Regions from separate parts of the Homo sapiens genome. Here region 2 is linked to region 1. Evidence: chromatin loops called from intact Hi-C (ENCODE). Cell type or tissue: dorsolateral prefrontal cortex. All regions are shown on one strand. Each heading gives the region's core, and the rest is flanking DNA. Links, peaks and the distances in the headings are about the cores only.

Region 1 (10,699 bases), core at 3,349-8,348:
ATGTGATGAGCTACTACTCCTGTGATTGTGTTATGCTATGTGGTATAGCTGAGTTTTGAAAGGGACATTACTGCACCTGTAGTCCCAGCTACTTGGAAGGCTGAGGCAGGAGAATGGCGTGAACCTGGGAGGTGGAGCTTGCAATGAGCTAAGATCGTGCCACTGCACTCCAGCCTGGGCGACAGAGCGAGACTCCATCTCAAAAAAAAAAAAAAAAGGACATGACCTGGATAGTCTCATCTAATATCACATAATATGAGCTCTTAAAAGCAGAGAAATTTCTCTGGCTGGTTGGACAAGAGGAAGGCAGAAAGAAGCCAGAGAGATTTGAAACCTCACCACTGCTGGCTTGAGGATTGAAAGGGGCTACACAAGAATGAAATGAATGCAGGGCACCTTAAGGACCTGAGAGAGGGGCTCTCAGCCGGCAGCCTGCTGAGATTGGGGGCCTCAGTCCTACAACCATAAGGAAATGAATTCTGCCAACAACCTGAGTGGACTTGGAAGAACATTATTCCCCAGAGCCTCCAAAACGTCATGTAGGCCTGCCAACATTTTTATTTCAGACTAAAAAGACCCTGAGCAGAGAATCCAGCCATGCCATGCCTAGACTCCTGACCTATGGAAACTATGAGGTAATAAATTTGCATTGTTTTAAGCCACTAAATTTGTGGTAATTTGTTATGTAGTAATAAAAAACTAACATAGTGCGCTTACTTGAGCTTACATATGGTAAGCTATGGCTAACCCTGGGTGTCAACCAAACAATTAATAGAAAGAAGGAAACATACTCAACAAAGGGCAAGTAGCTACGGGCTGCATTTAGACTGCTGTGATAGGCTGAACAACATCACCCCCCAAAAATATCCATATCCTAATTCCTGGAACCTTTGACTATATTACATTATATGGTAAAAGGGATTTTGTAGATGTGATTAAGTTAAGGATCTTGAGGAGGGAGATTATACTGGATTATCTGGGTGGGCCCAATGTCATCACAAGGGTCCTTATAAGAGGGAAGTGGGGCCAGGCACAGTGGCTCATGCCTGTAATCCCAGCACTATGGGAGGCAGCCAGATCACTTGAGGTGAGGAGTTCAAGACCAGCCTGGTCAACAGGGCGAAACCCTATCTTTACCAAAAATTACAAAAATTAGCTGGGTGTGGTGGCCCGTGCCTGTAGTCCCAGCTATTCCGGAGGCTGAGGCATGAGACTCGCTTGAACCTGGGAGCAGAGGTTATAGTGAACCAAGATCACACCACTGCACTCCAGCCTGGGCAATAGAGTGAGGCTCTGTCTCAAAAAAAAAAAAAAAAAAAAAAGAGAGAGAGAGAGAGAGAGGCAGGAGGACGAGAAGTAGAAAAAGGAGATGTGACAATAGACAATGAAATCAGAGGTTGGAATGATGCATTTTGCCAGTGGAGGAAAGATTTTCCCCTGAAGCCTCCAGAAGGAATATGGCCCTGCCAACAACTTGATTTTATGTTTCTGAACTCCAGGACTATAAGAAAATACATTTCTGTTTGTGGTAATTTGTTACAGCACAAGCAGGAAACTAATACAATCACTATCTGAACACTGTGGCAATACCATGAGCAGCAGCATGTAAAGGCTATGAGCCTTTGTACCTGAGGGATGCAGAGCAGAAAAGCGTCTCTACTTTTTAGTATAGTTGGCAGATTGGAGAAAGTTCAGGCAAGTTATTGCCCAGTGACCCAGTGAAAGCCCCAGGGGAAAAGTGAGTATTGTACAACGTTTCACGGAAAAGGTCTACCGACTTTTGATTGCTTTATTCTTGGAAAGCCAACAGCTGGGGGTCAATTTGTAGAGAGGGAAGGAATCATGGATTGCTTCCAAGATCTCTGAACTAAACTCAAGTCACTGAATAGGGACAAAAACTGGCCTTTCAGTTTAAAAACCCAGGGGCAAGTTTGGCTACCTGGATGTCCACACTACCAATTGTATAGAAACCGTTTCCTGAATTTAATGATTTTCAGTGTTATTTTAGTCTGTTTTTGTTTTGTGGACAATTTCTCTGAAGAAACTCTTAGGCCCTTTGTTACTCCAAGAGTGCTGCATAGACCAAGAACATGGGGCAGCAGCAGCAGCCCTGGGAGCTTATTAGAAATGCAGAATCTCATGTCCCAAGACCTGCTGAGTCAAAACCCGCATTTGAACAAGATCCCAGGTGATTTGCACACACATTAAAGCTTAAGAAACCCCGTCTCTACTAAAAATACAAAAATTAGCAGGGTGTGGTGGTGGGTGCCTGTAGACCCAACTACTCGGGAGGCTGAGACAGGAGAATTGCTTGAACCCGGGAGGTGGAGGTTCCAGTGAGCCAAGATTGCACCACTGCACTCCAGCCTGGGCGATGGAGTGAGACTCTGTCTCAAAAAAAACAGTCCTGTTCTGGACAACCAGAAAATACAGACAGTATTTCATAGCCATAATTGCTTTCATTTTTATTATTTTTATTATTTTACATATATATATTTTTTTGAGACGGGGTCTTGCTCTGTTGCCCAGGCTGGAGTACAGTGGCGTGATCACAGCTCACTGCAGCCTCAACCTCCTGGGCTCATGTGATCCTCTCACCTCAGCCTCCCGTGTAACTGGTACTACAGGCATGCACTACCACGCCCAGCTAATTTTTGTATTTTTTTGCGGAGACAGGATCTCCCTATGTTGCCCAGGCTGGTCTCGAACTTCTGGCCTCAAGCAATCCTCCCACTGTGGCCTCCCAAAGTGCTGGGATTATAGGCGTGAGCCACTGTGCCAGGCCTATAATTGCTTTCTAAAAGGCAAAGGTACAATTTTAATTCTTCCAATGATTAAAAAATTGTTTTATCCTAAAAGTAATTAAATCTCATTATAGAAAAATGGAGAAGATAAAAAAGAAAAATATCACCTTCTTTCCTAAGACTCTAATGTAATGTAACCACTATTTTTACAATGGGTATATTTTCATATACATATACTGTACATCCACATCATGCTGTACATTCCTTTAAAATGCTTTTTCAATGAACGTTGTCTTAAAATCAGTTTTACCACCATTACTTCAATGGCATTATGCTTGTGGAATGGTTCATTTCACCTTTCCCCAATTTTTGGGCAACTGTTCACCAATGTAAACAATATTGTGATAAATGTCTTAGCGCACATAACTTTTTTTTAATTTAAGATTTTCTTTAGAATGGATTTCCAAAAGTGGAATTGCTGGGTTCCTGGTAATTAACACTCAAAAAAGAACATTTTAAGAAATCAGTGCTACATTGTCTGGAAGTGTGTCTAAACCGGGAACTTGTTTTTCTGAGCACGGAAATCTGTTTTTTCATCTAGATTCCACGACAGAGTGATAATACCTCACCTCTGCCTCCTGAACAACTCGGCCTGGTTTCAGCCTGTGAAAATGATGCCAGTCCTGGAAGATGCCTAGTGACATTGCGGAGGGATGACCTGCTCCCAACCAAGGATTCTTTTCTTCCAGGATGATGTCCTCCGTCATAGGTTATGAGATGTGCCCTATAACCATTTATGCCAACAGGACTGGTTCATTGAAATATATGGGCACCAGTTTTAACTGTTTTGGTGCATTGTGTTAGAAAGTAGCAGCAATTGAATCATTGTCGCTTGATTTCTGTCCCTTCGTTTTTCATGCCTGTCAGCAAGCAAAAGTGGGACAAATATTTGGAATTTCTTTTTTCTGGAACACCTTTTCTTAAAGTGTAAGATTTAAATGGTTTTCAGTACCAGTCATCACCATAATCAATTTTAGACCATTTCATCACCTCTAAAAGAAACATTAGGCTAGTTAGCAGTCACTTCCAATTATCCACCAACCCAGCTGCCACCCCCTCTCTCCCCACACCAGGCGACCTCTAATCTGTTTTCGGCTTCTATAGATTTGCCTATTCTGTACATTTCATGTAAATGGGAATCACATTATGTGGCCTTTTGTGACTGGCTTCTTCCACTTAGCATAATGTTGTCAAGGTTCATGCATGTCGTAGCATGAATCAGTACTTCATTATTTTCATGGCTGAATAATATTCCATTCCAAATAATATATATCCCTTCTATGGATGGACCACATTGTATTTATCCATTCATTGGTTCATGGACATTTGAGTTGTTTCCAGTTTTTGGCTATTATGAATAAGGCTGCTATGGGCATTTGTGTACAAGTTTTTGTGTGAACATATGTTTTCATTTCTCTTGGGTATACACCTAGGAGTAGAATTGCTGGGTGGCATGATAATTTTGTGTTTGACTTTTTGAGAAACTGCCAAAGTCTTTTCCAAAGCAGCTGTATAATTTTACATTCACACCAGCAGTGTATGAGGGTTCCATCGTTTCCACATTCTCACCAACACTCGTTCTTGTCTATCTTTCTTGTTATAGCCATCCTAGTGGGTGTGAAGTGGTATCTGATTGTGAGTTTGATTTGCATTTCCCTGATAGCTAATGTTATTGAACAGCTTTCATTGTTTATTGGTCATTCGTATATCTTCTTTGAAGAAACGTCTATTCCACTCCTTTGCCCATTATTTTAGTTATTTGTGTTATTATTATTGAGTTGCAAGAGTTCTTTATATATTCTGGATCTAGATTTGGTCTTTTTCTAAGCCATAGTTTTCGGATATGTGTGCGTGCATGTGTGTGTGTTTGTGTGTGTGAAATCCAGACATTAGGCATCTTTTAGAAATGGGCCCCTAGAGCAGAAATCGGACCATTTTTTTTTTGCCTGAGTCTGAGGGGATGATTCTTACAGTGAGTGAAACTGAACCACCTGTAAAAAGGAGAGTTTATTTTCTCTCTTTGGTGCCCCCTAGCCTCCCTACCTAAACACAGATCTCCAGAGATGGAGGAATGGAAAAAAGAAGTAATAAATCATTCACACTTTAGTAGGATCATCATGCAAATAACAATGTAAAACTCCAAATGAGAGGATGAGTCCATCAATTGAGCCTGGTGAAATCCACTGCAGAACGAGGTCTTAATGGAAAAACATAAATAATAAAAATTTTCAGGAAATTAGACCCACATTAGTAGGAAATAGAAATGTTTAATGTGTTGGACAAATGGTTCTGTCTGAAGAAAAGTGCTGATTCTTTCATTAATAACAGATATATGCAGGTTGATTTAAAACAATAACTGAATACCTGAAGAAAAGTAGGGAAGCTGTGCCCCAAAGGCCCCCGCCACATGATGGAGCAGCGGCAGGAGAAAGAATGGATGGATCTAGAAGGTCCTTCCGGTTCTTTCTTGCCTGCAAACAACTCTCAAGTTCAATCCAGCTCCACCTCTCCCCTGCATTCTCAGACCTCCTCAGTCCACCCAGGTCCCCTTGTTCTCCTACCGCTCCACAACGTCCTGTCTCTACCACATAACCTTGGATTGAATTCTCTGTCTCCTGAAATTGTTTTCTCTGTGAACATCTTTTCTCCCCAATCTCCTTGCAAGTTCTGGAGGCCTGAGACTGCCATTCCTCAAATATGAAGAGGGGATCTCTCATTATTTGTTGAAGCAAGTTATACTATGACCCATTATATTATGACCATAAGAGTGGGAAATGCTGCCAGCATCTCGCGCTGTTGTGCTTTGTCGCAGTTCTCAGGGCTACTGGCAGAAGAGGGGAACAGCAGGCCCGGGGGATGCAGCTTCTGTCCCACGCTACTTGGCTCTTTCTCTTTGCCTCTTCCCTTTTTGGCGCCTCTGCTTTCTATTTCTGCCTTTTTCTTTTCTTCTTTTTAAGCCCTTCTATCCTTCCCACTAACATAATAGGAAAAACTGGTATTCACAGAACTAAAAGCTTAGCAAGAGCAAAAAAATACCCGAATTATTTATTTGGTTCTTTTTAATTTTTTTTCTTTTTCTCTTCTTGTGTCTTTCATTTTTTAAAATTGGGCTGAGTGAGGTTTTAGGAATTTGTATCTACTTAGTACTGTAGATGTTGGAAGGGACCTGAAATAGACCATGCAGCCCAACACATAACTTTATAAAGAAGAAACAGAGATTTAGAGAAATTTAAGGAAAAAAAAAAAAAAAAGAAAGAAAGAAAAGGAGGTTCAGGAAAGTGCCTGCCCAAAATAGCACAACCGAGGAGTGGCAGGATCAAGGTTACAGCCTGGGTCTCATGGCTCCCTGTCCAGCAGGCTCACCCCTGCCCAAGGCACGGGATTTTTAGGCATATGAATGCCTAGTTCATAAGGAAGGAATGCTTGAGAAATGCCACTATTATCACAATTAGCAATATCTGCAAACGAGTTTCAGGTAGGCCGATTTAATAGCCTATAAATCTAGGAATTAAATTCAACATCAGACAGAAAGGAAAGAATACATTGCTTTGTCTGACAGTTTTTCTAAACTCATCATGGCAGAGTTTCCTAAAACTCCACAGCCTCCTACCCTGTAAAAATGCTTGCTTATTTCTGGCAGCCAATTAAAACCAAAATCTGATGCTATAACAGAAATCGGAAGCTGGAAAACTGGTGCAATATCCGATTCAGAAATGAGCGTGAATGTCAAGAGGCCTCTGCTGGCATTCTTGCGGCCCAGCCCGGGCACTCGTGGCTTGGAGTCAGGCTGTCTGGTGTAATTAAAAGTCATGCTATCTGTTGGGGGAATGGCCTGTTCCAGGATTTGAAAAAAAAAAAATGCTGTAGGAAAAAGCTCCATGAAATGTATCTATTCCATGGAATTTCATGAAATATATCTGCATGATAATTGGCTGACATTATGGAGGGCAAGAGGCAAACATCGGGCCCTGAGAAATCCTCATTAACTTGCTTTGAGAACCTTCCAATGAAAATAGAAATAGGGCTTCCTTCCAGCAGAAGCCTTAGGACTAGCTTCCTCTGTTTTCATAGGCAGCGGAAACAGCAATCTTTTGTAATCGTTTCTTTTAGAAAACAAAAACAAAAACAAAAAAAACCTTGGTTCTGCGACGTAATAACAAAAAAAGAAATAGTGGGACAAAAAAAGAACCAACACACTGAGATAAAAGACATGGCACAATTGCTATTTGATGTTTTCTGAAAAGTATCATGATCTGCATGGATTTTTACTTCTTCAATCCTCATGATAGTTGAGACTGTGACTATAGCAATCAAATTTGAGTGGAGCATCAGTTGAATCAGCTCCCAGGATAATGCAATTTTTTGGGAGAATTGTGAAGCTCAGGGTTTTAGAAGTAATATTCATCTGAATCATGCTAAGATGCTGGTTGTCAGGGAGATGATCCATGTAGGACCGTGGGACAGGACCCAGCTAGGTGGCTGCCAGCGAGCCTGCAGGCCAGTCTTTTGAGACCTCTTGGTTCATCAATACATTCCAGGAGAGCACCATCCCTCCCCAGAGAGACATGGCACCAGGAAGGTACCCATGTTATTTCACTCCTGCCCCTTGTACCCTTGTGGTTCATACCTTACACCTTTAAAAAGCCAATGGAAGAAACCTCAGGGCCTGTGTGTCTCTAAGTTAACAATTTCTGACTTGAGAACAAGCAAATATGGGGCGTCAATGGTTTATTGAAATACCGAGGAGCTAGAGGGCGTTTGTTTTGTAGATATTCATTGAGCGTCTGCTGGGTGATCATCTGTTCGTAAGAGGCAGTGATGATCAGAACCATCGGAAAAAAGAACTAAGCCCTCTGGGAACTTACAGTCAGAGATTGGCCACGATTGGCTCCCCCTGTGCAAGGATGAGTTACGTAAAGAGTGCTTTTGTTTCACTGACACTGAGACACACATCTTCATCCATCCTCCACCCTACCCCAAGAGTCATGGGACTCAAAAGAAAATTGCAGGAACTGCCTGCTTCAGAGAATCTTAGGATACTTATTGGCCACACAGTATTCATAACATGGGAGTCAGATGGTATTTCACGTAGTCTGTGCCTGATTCCAAGAGTGAAATTTTTCGGAGGTTTGGTAAATCCCAGCATATCAGTGTTTACTCTGGGCTTCTCCAATGCCCTCCCATCATTAAGGCCACCCATATAACACAAGCTGAAGTAGGAGAGGGAACCAATGGCATTGTCTCATCCTTTCACAGTCCATGATTTATACCATTATGTCCTGGGCCTTAAAGATCCCAGGTTGCTTCAATTTGAACCATCAGGATCTGGGCTCTTCCTGATTGAATTGAAAAGCGGGAGACTCATTCCAAAGCAATTTATTGGATAAATAGAAGAAAGAATGAGAGAGTGAGGGAGTGAAAGAGGGAGAGTGTGGGAGCGATCAAGAAACTTTATACAGATGCCCAGGAAGCCTAGTGTGTTCAACCTGAAGGTTTAATTAGTTCGATGAGTCATCTCCACCCCAGACAGTTTAGAGCAATGGTTCTCAGTCTTGACTACACATTAGAATCCCCTGGGGAGCTTTTGAAAGGTACGGACACCCAAGTCCTACCCCAGATCAATTACACCTGAATCACAGACATCAGTTATTTATTAAAGTTTCCACTGCTATACAGAATCATCAGATGACTGAGAACCACTGAATTAGGTTTCTGATAGAAAATTGAAAAGAACCAGATTAAAAAATCCTCTGCCCTTCTGACTATACTCCAATTCTATTTACATGTAAGACCTCAACATGATTAGTATCAGGCCTCAGTAACCTCAACTTGTTACTATTCTCAACATTTTGTGTTACCAAGAGAATCCTGGATATATGTATACATAAACACATGTAAGTATGTAGTAATGTATCTATGTAGAGGTTGGCTCATGGCTATGTTTCTGGAACCAAGATACATAATGACTTCTTTTTCATCAGGTGAGCATTTGCCTTTTTTGTGGCCCAGGCCTTTGAAAACCCAGCCATTCCTTTACTGGGAGGTCATGTGTTGAGCCTGTGCTAGGCACCGAAGCAGATACAAAGGGGCATAACATGGCAGGGCAGGTCCGTGGAGCCTGGTCAGCCAGTGGGGAAGAAAGCATCATAGCATCCAATGAGACGGTGTTGTGACCAGGTGAACTGGGCACTAATGGAAGACTGGGACTGGATTGATGGGATCAGGGAAAGAGCTGACTTGAGTGATGAGCAGTAGCTTGCCTGGCAGCTCAGGGTGAATATGGAAAAGCAAGTAGGGGTGGGGTAGGAAAGAAATTAGTCCATGAGCCTCTTTCTTGTCCTCATCTATAATACACCATTGAGAAACAAGACAAAGCAGGAGTGTATAATCTTACTTTGTCCTAACAGGGTTTTGGACACTTGTTCGCATGGGAGAATGAGATACAATCCTTTCCCTTTAGGAAGCTTCAGTCTAATCGGGTGCTCAGAATTATGGCCTGCATTACCATTCTTTCCTTTTTGAATGGATTTCACCAAAAACAGATCATTGAATCTTCTTTAATTGAACGCAAAAGAAACCCAGCAACAGCAATTTAAAGAACCTCATTACATGTAAGTTTCCAAAGCAGTGGGCCTAAGACTTCAATGTGGTAATAACACCCTCTCGTTGTATGTCACTTTGCCATTTATTAGCATATTTGACCTTCAAAAAGCTTTGTGAGGTAGATGAGACAAGACAAGCAATATTATTCCCACTATACTTGACCCAAAGGGTCAAATGACTGACATGAAATTAGGAAGTAAGGCCTTGTTCTAGAACCCACATCTTCCTACTTCTTATCTCCTCTTAATTCTGCCCATTTCTTTTCTTCTGGCCGAACACCAATTTGTCACGAATGTCTCCATATTATGCCATTTATAAAGAAGAGAAGGCTAGTCCTGAAATAACTCAATTTGAGGAGAACATGTTAAATTTAATTCTTAGTTCTCAGTTTTGTATCTTAGCAACCACATATATTTAGTAATGACTACTTCGATGCCTATAAAGCATGTCCAATGTGCACTGGGTTTCATATGTACTCCTCAAGGAGGATCATAATTTAACTGCAGCTTTGGTTTAAAATTCTAATGACTCCTTCATACTCAGAATCTTATTTTTCACTCTCTCTGCTATGCATATGATGTGTGAAATTATGGCTCGCTCAAAAAAAATCTTTTTAAAGGAGGATGATACTAATTAGGGAATTTTTTTTTCCTTAAAAGTTGTCTATGACTTTAGTAAAGTTATGGGGATTTATATAGGCATGACCTTTTTGGAGAGTAATCTGATAGTGAGTATCAAAAACCTAAAATATATTCTCTATTTGACTTGCTAATTCCACCTCTGGAATCTGTTCTAAGGAAAACAAATCTAAAATGCAGACCAAAATTTATGCATAAAAATCTTCATTGAAGCATTATTTATAAATAATAAAGCATTATCCATAGTAGTGAAAAAGTGGAAATAACCTAGAAGACTAATAATTTAGTGGACTGGTTAAATTTTATATAGTCATAAAATAGAATATTATGTTTCCATTAGAATAAGTAATTCTTTTAGTGATAAAATGCTAATTATATTAGGTTGAGTGATTAAGTGGCATACCACAGTATATGTGTTTTATGAATCTAGCTATATAAAACCAGATAACTGAGAGGGAAATACACCAAAATGTTAAAGGTATTGTATCTGGGAGGTATTCTATTGGTAAATTTTTTTCTTATCTATTAATATGCCTCTGGCTTTCTCAAGTTATCTACCATGACTGTACATTATTTTTATAATCAGGAGAATGATTGTGTTTTAAAGACTGCTTGTGTACTAAATGTAGGTTTTTTGTTTTTTTTTTTTTTGAG
Region 2 (7,849 bases), core at 1-5,000, 74 kb before region 1:
CAGGCAAGCATATGGTTTATGGTTCAACCAATGATCTCAGAATCATGGTTTTTTTTAAAAAAAATTGTGGTAAACTATACATAACATGAACTTTACAGTTCAGTGGCATTAACGACATTCACAAAGTTATGTAACTCTCACCACCCATTTCCAGAACTTTTTTTTTTTTATCACCAGAAGCAGAAAATCTGTAACCATGAAATAACTACTCCCCATTCCCCCTGCCAATCACATAATTTTTTTTTTAACTGAAAAGGACTTTGGAAGCTTGTATTTCAATAGCCTAATTTTACAGGGGAGGAAGACTGACTTTCCAGTTCAGAATACTTGCGACAGTAGTGTGTTGTAAAACAGAATTAGACATGAAAGAAATGCTATTAGCTACGTGCTATTGTCAGAGGCATGTGAACCAGAGCAACTCCATCTTAAATAGGAGCTGGGTAAAATGAGGCTGAGACCTACTGGGCTGCATTCTCAGATGGTTAAGGCATTCTATGTCACGGGATGAGATACGAGGTCGGCACAAGATACAGGTCATAAAGACCTTGCTGATAAAACAGGTTGCAGTAAAGAAGCTGGCTAAAACTCACCAAAACCAAGACGGTGATGAGAGTGACCTCTGGTTGTCCTCACTGCTACACTCCCACCAGCGCCATGACAGTTTACAAATACCATGGCAACGTCAGAAAGTTACCCTATATGGTCTAGAAAGGGGAGGCATGAATAATCCACTCCTTGTTTAGCATGTAATCAAGAAACAACCATAAAATGGCTCTATGGAGTAGCCATTCTTTTATTCCTTCACTTTCTTAATAAACTTGCTTTCACTTTACTCTATGGACTCGCCCTGAATTCTTTCTTGCATGAGATCCAAGAACCCTCTCTTGGGATCTGGATTGGGACCCCTTTGTTGTAACACTATTAGTTAGTTACTCTCAATAGTCATTGAAGAAGGAAGTGTTGAACTTCCCAGCCTTTTGAGGGCAGGAGTGAGGTAAGCTATACCAGGGTTTCTGTCTCAGCACCATCGATACTTGGGGCCCTTTCATTCTTTGCTGTGGGGAGCTGTTGCACTGTAGGATGTTTAGTAGCACCCCTGGACTCTATCCACTTAATTCCAGTAGCACCCCCAACTCCAGTTGTGACAACCAAACGCATCTGCCAGATGTCCCCTGGTTGAGAACTGGTGAGTTAGAAGGATGCTCTTTCTTCAAGGGCTGAAGAACTCAGCTCAGATTGACCTAGGACCAAAAAGAAGACTTATCTTCCCTTTTAAGAGAACAAATCCGATTCTTACACCTGTAAAGCTGCAATATAACCACAATGGTGCATATTGAGACCATCTGAGGCGTTTAAAAAACTCCCTAGGCTCAGATCACACTCCAGACCAGTTAAACCAGAATCTCTGAGGGTGGGGCTCTGGCATCAGTAGTTTTTAAAGCTCCCCAGGTGATCCCAACGTGCAGCCAAGGTTGAGAGCCACTGAACTAGTGTTTAGATTGATGCAAAAGTAATTTCAGTTTTTGCCATTACTTTCAAAAAAAAGGGCAAAAACCACAATTATTTTTGCACCAACCTAATACTTGCTATTCAAATGTGGTGGTCCATGGCCCAGTAGTCTCAGCATTACCCGGAAGGTCATTAGAAATCTGGCCCCACCCCAGACCCAACAAATCAGAATCTGCATATTAACCAGACCCCCAGGTGATTCAAATACATTTTAAAGGTTGAGAACTGCTGCTCTGGAATTCATAAAAAATAGTGCTTTCGGAGTCATGCTAATCTTTTCTTCCAGCTTTACAAAGCAAGTCAGATAGAAACCAAAAAAAAACCAAACAACAACAACAACAACAACAAACCCTGCAAATGGTAATTTTGAAAGAGCTGCTTCTCAATTTTCTTCCTCTCAGCCCAGGAGGCCACACTTTTGGGGGCGGAAACACAGAGGGAGAAATGTGGCATGTTCGCCATTGTGGACATTTGTCTGAGCTTGCAGTCCCCAAAAGGGGAACCGACGCACTGCTATGTGTCCGTGGGTGTTTAATATTTGGTGGCAGGCTCACCCACCCAAATGTGAGAACAAAGTGTGTTTCCTCAGCATTGGGGGAAATTGATCCCCTAATCAGTTCATATGATTTAAGTCTGCTTGTCTCTAGGTTTTGCAAAGCAGTGAGGCTGGAGGAAGGCAAGGAGGGGAAGATTAGAACAGTAAGGGGTGAAGCAAGGGGTTACAGAGAGCACGGATGCACTGCTGTACTCAGGGCAGGGAAAAAACAGAAGAAAAGTATGCCAGTCACTGCATAATGAATTCTCCACTGGCTGCCAAATAGGAGTCACAGAACAATGAACAATCTGAGCAGCTTCTGTTCCCACAATGCAGCCTTGTGAAAGTCCACAGGCAGAAAATTCTGCCTACCATGCACTGGGCATGTTTCTTGCTGGGCTCGGCTCTAGACCTGGACAGCAAATTGTGTACCTAAGAAGCATTTCATTTCAGGGCCAGAAAAATGAACATTTGAACCTCCTGTCCAGCATAGCTCTTGGTGCTATGACAGAATTTCTTTTTCTGGAAATCCCTTTCTCAAGGAAAAGCGAGCGTTCAAAACAATAGCGGTTGTCCACGTAGCTGAATATTGACATAGTAAAATGGTATCAAGAATCTCCTAGGCACAGCTGGAGGATAATCATGTTGCCTTTGAGTGTTCAGTCATTATTTGTCTACTAACTTGACAAATCATGTCAGTATTCTCCATAAATATGCTCTCACATGGACTAACATAGATCATAATATTTGCGGGTTTTGCCATTACTTTTAATGGTAAAAGCCACAATTACTTTTGCACCAACCTAATACAACACACACAATCAATTTCTGTCCATGCTTATATACCAAGTGGCCTACCAAAACTGTCTCCAAACTGACATTTTGAGAAGTCCAAGAATACTCACTTCTTCAGACAAAATCTGTTTTTTGTTTTGTTTTAATAGATGGGGTCTCACTGTCACCCAGGCTGGATTCAAACTCCTGGGCTCAAGTGATTCTCCTGTCTTGGCCTCCCAAAGTAGCTGGGACTACAGGCACATGCCACTGCTACTGGCAAAATCTGGGGTCTTAATACTGTTTACCCAGTAAATACAGGGTGAATTATCATTTTAGTCCCTCCTCTGAAAAGCTCTTTGCAAATAACAAAATCTTTACCTGTAATCTCAGCACTTTGGGAGGCCGAGGCAGGAGTACTGAGGTCAGGAATTCAAGACCAGCCTGGGCAAGATCCCATGTCTCTACAAAAATAAAATACCTTCACCGGGTATGGTGGTGCATACCTGCAGTCCCAGCTACTTGGGATTGCTTGAGCCCAGAAGTTGAAGGTTACAGTGAGCTATGATTGCACCATTGTACCCCATCCTGGGTGACTTGAGCAAGACCATGACTCAAAAACAAATACATAATAAACATTTAAAAACCATTGTTAGCTTGTGAGCTGTTCAAAAACAGCGGGCCAGATTTGGTCCATGGGTCATGCTTTGCCAAACTCTGATCTAGACGGCCATTTTATGATCAGATTTCATCCCTAAATTACATACCTGAATTGGCAGTTGTGTTTATCATAACTTAATATCAAGTCAAAGATTTTCAGTACAAATGTAGCATTTCTTAAACATGGTCTCAGGGATCTCCAAGATCTCACATCTAAGAACTCCATCTTAAAAGCATATAATTAATTATCTTAGTTTCTCAAATGACTAGATTTTCCTCCTAGGTTAAATTAAATTACCTACAAGCACGAGACGGTGTGGTGGTCACACTGAATCTACAAAAAAAAAAAAACATGCTTCCTGTCAAATATTGGCTTCCGCCTTCTCTCTGACCAACACATTAATGGAGTTGATGACAATTTATATCATGTACAAGCTTAAATTTCATTTCTTTTCCCTGCTCTGTATCTGAGGGCCAATCTTAATGAAAACCAATGGTCAAATTTGACTGAATGGCCAAAGCAGCAGCCAAAACGAAGAAAGACATCAGGGACCACAAAATGCTGTGTGTGTCCTGAGTTACTGAGTTACTGGATAGCCCATGGTTTTTAATACCCCACAAATAAGGGCTCATACACCAAAAGTCACCTACTAGCTCGTATCTTTACTTTCACTCATAAACTAGAGTTCCCCAAGTCACTGAAGGGAAGCCTTCCACAGATCTGGTTTATTTTCTTCACTAAAAGTAATTGAGCCTGGTGCATGTATGCCTTTGCCATTAGGGTACTATGCAAGAGAAGAGAATTTGCCTTCTGTGCAGAGATGTTGTAAACGGATGGAGGTCTCCCTCCTCTTCTCCCAAGGGGTCTTAAACATGCCTGGAGGTTTAGAGTAACAGGCTGAAACTCTGCAGGGCATTCCTTCTCTCCACATCCTCAGAGACCTCATGGGGAGAACTTGCTGGCGCCAGGCCTGGATCCTCCCTGGGATAAGCAAAGCTGATTCCAAGACGGAAACTCACTGTCACTTGGGAAAAGGTTGTCTCTCTAGGACATCTCAGGGAACAACACTCACCGTTTCCACATACGTAAGGAAGACAGGGAAGCAAAGCCCAGACACACTGATCCCCTCCAGGTGACCCCAAAACATTTCAGTCCACTAAGCCTTTAAATGAGCCCACAGATCAAACGGATGTGCATCACAGCCACTGTATGAATGACACAGAACCCCTCCTCTTCAAACTAGAACCTCTTAGATCGAAGACTTGAAAAAAACTATGCAGTATTATTGTGGTAAATCTGGACATAATACTGTGAAATCTAGCTCATCAGACAAGCTAGACAATAGAAGTTTATCAAGCAACCTTCACCACATTTGATCTCTCTTATGTGAATTTGTATAAGGCAGGTTTTTTCAGCCATGGATCTTAGGTACATTTCATTTACTATAGGGTTAGAAACGAATATTCCTATTTAGCATATTTGTCCTCTTAAAATAGTTGAGTCACAGGCTGAGGTATTTTATTGTACCTTGTTACAAATTAAATCATAGCCTCACACACTCATTTGCTACCGATTATTTACAAGTGAAACAAAAATTCATAAAACCACATAAGAAAGAATACAGGAGATCAAACAGTTGGTTAAAAATAACGTTGGGTTCTTTTCTAAATAGCAATTTGCTATGGAACCACTTTACATGTTATATCTTGCATCTGCAACAAAAGGGTCTGCTGTTTTTAACTCATTTTAAGGATGAAACATAAATCTGCTAAAATGTGGAGGTTTATATAAGCAGAGAACCAAAGCAGGCCTCCCATACACTCCCCCTATCTCTTATCCTCTCTGACAACTGTTCAGCCCTAGGAGATATAAATGACAATAATAAGTAAGTCGCAGTCACTGTTCTCCCTGAAACATTACGACATCATTTTGGTGAGTAAAAAAGCTCTTCATTCCTTGCCAAGTGAATATTTTCTTTTGAGGGTTTTTCTCATAATGGGAGAGATCTGAATTTGAGAGTGTCTACTGGGGCATCTCAGCTGATGCTCTGCTTTCTTTGTAGCTTCTAAATATATCCACATAATCACAACAGCCCAGGGGGACCATAAGCTCCTTAGCATCTTTCTGCTATGATCCTATCCCTCAGTAAGGCATTGACAATGGCTACAGTAAAACCCGTAAATCTAATTTTTGCAGAACATAATAACGACCTGGTACTTTTTTTTTTCATTTTTAGTTGTTTTAAGATTTCTAAGCTTGTGTTGAAACATGCTGCTTCATTTCCCTAGAGGAGAATAATTCCTTTAGCAAAATTCTTAGGTCAAGCCCGTGTGTATTTTGGAATAGACCAAAAGCTGGGGGTGGGGGGTGAAAAAATCCACAAAGAACAACATATTCTGGGGAAAGAATTATATAGCCAGTTATTAATAAACCTTTCTGGAAAGTGACTAGTGTAAAACAGAATTTTCCTGACTGTATACTAAGGACTGCTAGTTCCATGAGATTTTTATAGGTATTCAACAGTAAAGTATGTTTGAAAAGTGACTCAATTTGTATCTCTATCATAGGAAACAATAATGAATGTTAGAACATCAGCTGTAAAAAATCATTTTAATAAATCTTGATGTTTTAGACACTTCTATGACCTCAAAATCCTCATTTCTTTCCAATAAATACCTGTCCATATCTTGAGATCTAGGTGTCTGGTTCTTGGGGCAGAAACAGTAGGATACAATTAGCATTTTTGAAAATCTTAAAATTAGGGCTTTAGAAAAATCTTAAATATGGGACTGGGCATGGTGGCTCACTCCTGTAATGCCAACATTTTGCGAGGCCCAGATGGGAGGACCACTTGAGCCCAGGAGTTCAAAACCAGCCTGGGCAACATAGTGAGACACTGTTGCTAGAAAAACTTTTTTTTTTTTTTTTTAATTAACCGTGTGTGGTGGCATACACTTGTAGTCCCAGCTATTTGGGAGGCTGAGGCAGGAGGATCTCTTGAGCCCAGGAGGTCGAGGCTGCAGTGAGCTATGATCATGACACTGCACTCCATCCTGGGTGAGTGTAGTGTCATAATCATAGCTCACTGCAGCCTTTTTTTCTCCTTAAAAATAAAAGAAAAAAATCTTAAGTATGGTGCTTATGAACAAAAAAGTAAATAATATACAGCTAGAAGACAGGTAGTCCATCATTTTAAGAATTAAGAGAAATGAGACCTCCATATGGCTAGAAAAATAACAGAAAGAACTACCATGACTCCTATGAAAGGTGTCACCCCAAGTTGAAGGGTTACTGGTGTGAAATCATATCCTGCACAGAGACGAAAAACAGAGCCAGCTGTTCAGAAAACACATTATGCCTAGATATTAACCCTCATGCTTATAAAAGCTACTTTTTAATGCAAGAATTAAAATGTTCCTAAGTAATATTAGACAGAACAACATGAAATTGCTAGTTTTGTAGGTAAAACATGGCCCCATATTGACAATTTCTCTCTTTTTTTTCAAATTGAGACAGAGTCTTGCTCTGTCGCCCAGGCTGGAGTGCACAGTGGTGTGATCTCGGCTCACTGCATCCTCTGCCTCCCAGGTTCAAGTGATTTTCCTGCCTCAGCCTCCCAAGTAGCTGAGACTACAGGTGTGTGCCACCACACCCAGCTAATTTTTGTATTTTTAGTAGAGACGGGGTTTCACCATGCTAGCCAGGCTGGTCTCGAACTCCTGACCTCAGGTGATCCACCTGCCTCGGCCTCCCAAAGTGCTGGGATTACAGGCATGAGCCACCGCACTCTGCCATATTGACAATTTCCTATGTTTGCTCTAACACAGGAATTACATAGAGATAGAAGACAGGGTAATCTAGAGTTTTAAAAATTAAATAAGAGAAATTGTGATGGTTCAGTTCATTAACTTGATTTTACCCATGGAAACACAAATAAAGAACATTTATTCCAGATGACTGAGTCAACTGCTCAGCAGACATGTTTTCATTTGTAGAAAAAGTCTGTGTTTGCTTGTGTTAAGTATATACAATACACAGACTCAACACAATTGGGCTCAGTCTGTAAAGTCCCACTGGCCTTGAGATTTGTTAGAGTTGTGTACTTTAGATACTTTTCTTCTTCAGAGTCAACACATTTTTAAACCACCTTAATTGACCCAACACACTTTTTCTCCCTTCTGTGAATGGATCAGTATTATCCAGGTGACATTTACTTACTGTCATAATATCTTCCAAGACAGACTGTGGTTAAACTCACAAATACCTCCCAGGAGCAAATTGCATCTTAATAAATTTCATTTAACCTGAGAGTAAAATTATACTTGACAGAAAAAAAGCTCTCAAACAACCCTTCTTCAGATGAGCTACTT

What was found. Peaks named below come from ENCODE experiments on the same cell type or tissue, not always from the same donor. Only the 100,000 strongest peaks of a DNase experiment are listed, where the experiment ranks them.
Region 2: it touches region 1 in a loop (9-fold over the local background); 1 of 110 quality-filtered maps calls a loop at or near these places.

What each region holds. Positions count from the first base shown.
Region 1 is chrX:13,960,100-13,970,798 of GRCh38, forward strand. No RefSeq gene overlaps it. Among named protein-coding and RNA genes, the nearest start is that of GEMIN8, 64 kb to the right of the region's middle. In dorsolateral prefrontal cortex, for the core only: no CTCF peak of the experiment used is centred there; DNase peaks (open chromatin) are centred at 5,622 and 6,568; H3K4me3 peaks cover 477 bases; H3K27ac peaks cover 3,251 bases; H3K27me3 peaks cover 2,837 bases.
Region 2 is chrX:13,889,596-13,897,444 of GRCh38, forward strand. It overlaps a transcript of GPM6B not described here. Among named protein-coding and RNA genes, the nearest start is that of GPM6B, 76 kb to the left of the region's middle. In dorsolateral prefrontal cortex, for the core only: a CTCF peak has its summit at 2,378; a DNase peak (open chromatin) is centred at 2,386; H3K4me3 peaks cover 1,297 bases; H3K27ac peaks cover 5,000 bases; H3K27me3 peaks cover 3,771 bases.